2 separate regions of the Homo sapiens genome follow, and region 2 is linked to region 1. The links are chromatin contacts, found by Hi-C or POLR2A ChIA-PET in ENCODE. All regions are on one chromosome and are shown on one strand. The core of a region is the stretch at or near the end of the contact, and the rest is flanking DNA. Distances in the headings are between cores, read along the strand shown.

The links. A loop is a pair of places that touch in the nucleus more often than their neighbours do. ChIA-PET counts read pairs that join two places held with the same protein, here RNA polymerase II (POLR2A). Pooled maps may share reads with other maps.
Region 2: a loop to region 1 is called in a map of gastrocnemius medialis, with 3 times the contacts of the local background. The contact joins the promoter of PACSIN3 here to the enhancer-like site in region 1. A Hi-C loop is called at or near these places in 1 of 168 maps with a recorded cell type or tissue (gastrocnemius medialis) and 2 of 50 pooled maps. POLR2A ChIA-PET finds 5 or more read pairs at or near these places in 1 of 52 experiments (H1).

What each region holds. Positions count from the first base shown.
Region 1 is chr11:46,366,465-46,369,164 of GRCh38, reverse strand. DGKZ (diacylglycerol kinase zeta) reads right to left here. Exons shown (of 31, transcript NM_001199267.2): 2 at 1,766-1,874; 3 at 1,418-1,513; 4 at 1,086-1,160. Among named protein-coding and RNA genes, the nearest start is that of MIR4688, 8.6 kb to the left of the region's middle. Within about 2 kb of position 1,409, at least 9 of the 41 ENCODE cell types and tissues checked have a DNase peak (open chromatin) inside an H3K27ac peak, as active enhancers do; they include gastrocnemius medialis, where a contact is called at or near this core.
Region 2 is chr11:47,185,037-47,187,736 of GRCh38, reverse strand. It overlaps PACSIN3 (protein kinase C and casein kinase substrate in neurons 3), which reads left to right and starts at 1,303. Exons shown (of 11, transcript NM_016223.5): 1 at 1,303-1,388. RefSeq lists silencers at 1,205-1,304, 1,355-1,674 and an enhancer at 647-1,533.

The sequences.
Region 1 (2,700 bases), core at 160-2,659:
TCGCTCTGTTGCCCAGGCTGGAGTGCAGTGGTGCGATCTCGGCTCACTGCAACCTCCACCTCCCGAGTAGCTGGGATTACAGGTGTGCATCACCACGCCTGGCTAATTTTTGTGATTTTTAGTAGAGATGGGGTTTCACCATGTTGGCCAGGCTGGTCTCAAACTCCTGACCTCAGGGTGATCCACCTACCTCGGCCTCCCAAAGTGCTGGGATTACAGGCATGAGCCACCGCACTCGGCCGCATCCTTTCTTCCTCGCCCTCTGGCACTCCCGACCCGGGCACACGCAGCCAGCCTGGTCCTCACACGCAGACTTGCACTGCCTGGCCCCTGGAGACCTTTAGCTAATTTGTGGAACCCTAGGTCGATTTCCACCTTAAATGATGAGTGTACAGTGCTTGGGGCTGCATTTCTATTTCCCTTCTCATAACTGTCCCTACTTCAGCCTTATTAGAGGTATAAGGAAGCCTCACTTTACAATTCAGAGGCTGGGGAAAGCAGCCTGTGTGAGCCTGCCTGAACCACTCCTAGTCTTACAGTCTCTCCCGTATGATGGCCTGGGTTTCTGCAGGCTGGGAAGCGCTGCCCCTCCATGCGAACCCTTCTGCCCCTGGCCTTGACCCGTCTGCCCAGTGCTGCCTCCACCTCTAGAAGCACAGTGCCCAGACATGCCCCCAGCTGCAAATGCACAGTGGACAATGGCCCTTGGGGAAAGGTCTCCACAGAGGCAGGGTGTAGCCACAGCTGAGTTATGAAGCTTCAGCAAATCAATGGCCTCTTCTAAGCACTAGTTTGGACATGGTGAAATGGTACAAGGGCCACCATTCGTCAATTCATTCCATTGAGTGATATTCAACGAACCCACTAGGCGCCAGGTTTGTTCCAGGCAGTGGGGATACAGCAGCTAATCAGTGAGGAGCCAGGATTCGAACGCAGGCATTTGGCTCCAGGGTCCTTGACTCTTCACCCCCGAGTGCTGGGTCACTCCTGGCAGGCCGTTTGTATAACATGTGGGTGTGAGTGCGCGCTGAAAGGGCCTCAGCACCCAAAGGGCAGGGGCGGGCAAAGCTGAGCTACCCACCCACCTTCTCCAGCTGCTCGATGCAGGGCGTGTGCACCACAATCTTGCAGGCTGCGCACTTTCTTCGAGACACTGACTTCTGCTGCAGGACAGGAAGAGAGGGCCCCTGAGGCACCAGGTAAGTCTATCTCGGAGGCTGCCTGCCCCAGCACAGCTGCCCTTTGTGTGCACTGGGAAGCCCCAGTCCTGGCATCCGGACAAAGCCCCTGCACCCCTCACCATCCTGGGGCGGCCCACAGCAGGGGTGCCAGGGAGCGGGCTCAATCCCACGTTCCCGGAAGGGCTGCGGCTACTGGCTCCACCAGCAGGGGGCGGCGTGCCCCTACGAGCACTCACCAGCATCCTGGCTACACAGTACTGCTCCCCAACGTAGCAGAAGTCCCCGGACACGTTGGTCTCGAACCAGATGTGCTCCCCATATGTCGCTGACTCCTAGCCACGGGATGGGCTTGCTCAGCACACGCTGGCCGCCCAGCCCTCCCTCCCATCAGCCCCCGCCCACCCGCCCTCTCCCAAGACAAACCCACTCCAGCGCCCCGATCGACCCTGCTCTGTTCCGTCTGCCCCACTGTCCCAACCCTTCCAGGCTTGGCTCTCCCAGCTGCCTTTAGTGCCTCCACCCGCCAGCTGCGCCTTGGCCAAGAGCCCAGAGGGTCTGGGACCCAGGGGTGTTCAGGCACTCACGCTCCAGTCCACTGTACTCCGGATCTGCCGCTCTGACTCGCTGCACGGGGCCCCAGGGGTGGGCGGAGGGGGGGCCAGGTGCTGGAGGCCCGACTTGGTGATGGCTTTCCTAGAGAGGAGAAGACAGCTGAGGAGGGGGCTGAGCACTTGCTGACCCTACTTCCTCCCACCTCCTGGGGCCTCTGCCCTTTCCGTGACCTCGGCAACAGGGAGGGCGGAGGAGCCTCCCAGCAGCCCCAGACACTAAGAGGCTCCCTGCAAGAGACATGGCCTTTTGGGGTACGCTGGCTTCAGGGTACTGCCCAGAGTGTTCCCAAGTGGGGAACCCTCAGCCAGGCAGAGCTTCAAGGCCCATGCCCAGGCCAGACCCACAGGAGGTCACACCACTCGCCCTGCTGGCCACAGCTATACCTACGCGAGCAGGGCGCTCCAGGCCTGGGGTCCGGCCGCCTTGCGCCGTAGGGCTACCTGGCGCCTGCGGGACAGTGGGCGCACACGGGTGGGCAGCATGGTGCCGGCGGTGGTGCCTGAGGCTCTTCGGCCCCCAGGGCCAGGGTGCTGGCCTGAGGGCCGCCGCTGGCTGAGGCGCCGATAGTAGCCGTGCAGGCCCCAGAGAGCGTGGTCATATACGGCATCCGCGGGGAGCAGGTGGGAGGAGGCTCGGCGCAGGTAGCGGGGTAGGGGCAACAGCGGCTGGGCGCCCCGAGGTGGGGGTGGCCCTGGTGTCTTGGTGCCTGGCTGGATGGCGCTCGATGCCTCGGCTACCACATCCTCCTGGACACCCTCCTCCTCATTCATGCCCACAAGCCCGGTCAACAGCAGGGGTGCACCCAGAAGCTGGGCCCCCACGGTGGTAGGCTGTGGAGTGAGCACCTTATCCACGATGAAGCGGGGGTTGCAGGAAGGGGGCACAGTGCTGGAGCGCCGGCGGCTGG
Region 2 (2,700 bases), core at 54-2,553, 820 kb before region 1:
TTTTCTCCAGGTCCCTTTCCCGTTTTGTGAGCGGATTCATCTGCGTAAAGAACGCGTCAGTGATTCCTCCTGGATTTAGAAACAACATAATTTTGCTATTTTTAAAGCTGCCGTTTAAAACTCCGCGCGCACGCACTCACACTCTTCAGGGAGCTGAGGGTGGGAGGAAAAGTACGAGCTTCAGAGGGCGCAGCCAGGCGCCTCAGCTTCCCAGGGCTCAGAGCCGCGTCCCTGGGGGCGCACTCCTCTGAGAGCGCCGGGGCTCTCCGACCCGCTGCGATTCTGCGCGCCCGGGACCTTCTGCGTCCGGGACCTTCTGCGCCCGGGCGTTCGACCCCGTTGGTCCGCGCTCCCCCTGGTCTTCAAGGCTCAGGGCACCGCCGCTGGGTCACCGGGCCCAGGAGAGAGTGGGAGGGGCGGAGAGGCCGAGCAGGTGGCGATTAGGTCAGCTTCGGAACATTCTTGGACCGCTCCAGTGGATATAAATAACAGACGGAGCCGCTCTGCAAAATCTCACCCCCGGGGGAAAGCGGGGAGAGGGAAGTAGGGAGAGAGGAGGGAGAAGGGATTTATTTAGCGTGGGGTGGCATCGTGGCGATATGGAAAAATGTACCAGACTGATAAAGGGGGTGGAGGGGCGAAGGGTAAGAATGAATCGTGGTACAAAATCTGGAAATAAGAACTCGGAGCGGGAGGAGCTTAGGCCTTTTTGTCCCACCCCCACCGCGTGTTCGTCTCAGGCCTTAGAAGGCGCCCCAGATTAGCAGGGCAGCTGTGGAACGGTAGGGCACGGTTTTGGAGTCCCAGCCCTGCCTGACTAGAGGGAAATCTTGGGCAAGCCTCTGAAAAGCCCCCGAGCCTCAGTTTTTGCATCTGTACAGTGGGAATCCTAATGCTTACAAGGGGTGGTTGTGAGCCTCGCCTGAGCCAATTTCTAAACAAGCTGTGCAGCTAAAAATGTAAGGCAGTGTAATTCCCCCGGCCCCTCTCCAAGGCTGCCCGTGCCGGCCCGGTCCCTTCTTGCTCCCTCGGGTCTCCCAGGCTCTGCAACGGTCCGGGAGAGGCAAAGCCGAAATCTGGCTCCCTGCGGCACCGGGGCGCAACCCTGGGGAGCCCGCCCAGGCACTCCGCACACGGGCGAAGCAGAGAAACCTCGACCCGCGCCACAAGAGCCGCTGGTCGCCGCGATGCCTGCAGCCCCGCTGCCCCGCCGCGTGGGGTTGAGGCAGCGGCGGCCAGGAGAGGGGCGGGGCCGGGGGCCGGGGGCCGGGCTTCCCGGGGGAGGGCCCGGCGCGCTCCGGGAGGCCGCGGCGCGGGCCCAGGAGCGGCAGGACTCGGGCCGGAGCGTGGCCGGACCCCCACCCGCCGAGGGGCCCAGGGAGGACGCGGTGAGTGCCCTGGAGGGGACGCGCGGGTAGGCGGCGGCGGGTGCGGTGGCTCGAGCCCGCCCTCTCCTGCTCCGGCTTCTGAAGTTTGCAATGGAGCCGACTCCCGCCCAGGGAGCCCCCGGCCACCCCGCTCTGCGTGCCGACGGGAAGGGCCGTAGCCGCGCCGAGGGGCCGTCCCATCTGCGGTGCCGCGGGCTTCGCAATTCCGCAGGCCGCCCGGGGGAGGCGGCGCCGGCGCTGGAGGGCTGAGCCGTCTTCAGGGGCCCCTCGAGGGCCCCCGTCCGCTCGCCTCGCGCCCGCCCCGAGGCCCCAGAGGGTCCTCGCTCCCTGGCGATCCCTCGCCCTATGCAGCGAGCCCCGATTCCTGGGTCCGCTGCCCGGGGCCACCATCTGGAGCCCACGGCAAGGCCGGCCCAGGCAGGGGGCGTCCCCTCCCCTTGGCGGTGATCAGTGGCCCCACCCCCGCCAAGACCAAGTTCAACAAGTTTGGCCAAGAAGTCTAGAGCTTCGGTGGCTAGGCCTGGCCCTGCCGCTCCGCGTGGCTCCACGGGCTCCGAGTTATGCAGCTCCGGGCGGCAAGGGGTCCTGTCGAGGGGCGCGGTCCATAAGGGTTGAGGCCAGAGGCGCGTAGCCTCTGGGCGCCGAGCTCTGGAGTGGAGGCTGGGGTTCGGAGTGCGTCATCTGGAAGCAGGCACCCCGGCCGGCAGGTCGGGTTTCCAAAAGTGCCCCTTTGTTATGCCCCTCCCTGGCCCTGCCTCCTCCCGCTTTGGCTGCGCCACCCCCTCCCCCAGCCTCCTGATCTCCTGGCTGGCTCTGGCTTCTGGTTCCAGCCCCTCTAACCTCGCTGTCCCTCTTCGGACCAGCCTACTGACGCCCCCTCCCCTCCCCCCCGCTCTGTCCTCAAATCCTAGAGCTGCGGGCGCACCGGGAGGGGCTGCCCGGGAAAGAAGCCCTTGGGCGCAGCCTGTGACTCAGGTTCCAGGGATGGGCCAGGCAGAATGGCTGAGCTCCCTCCCAGGGGCAAGCCCCCAGCTTCTGGAAGAGGTTGGGGCTGGTCTGGGGCCGGGTACCTTCAGGCCTCAGGTAGGGAGACTGGGTCTTCCCTGAACCAGGGACTTCCTACCTTGGCCCGTGCAGCTGCAAGGAGACCCTGCCAAGCCCAGGAAGACCTCTCGGAGCCGAACGTGCTGGCTCCCGGGGCTGGGAAGATTGCATTACCTGCTTTCTGAGCTCTTGCCTGCGGTGGGGACTGATTTGGGTCTCTGCTGAGCTCAGGAGGCACAGGGTGCCAACCTGCTCAATGGGGGCCAAG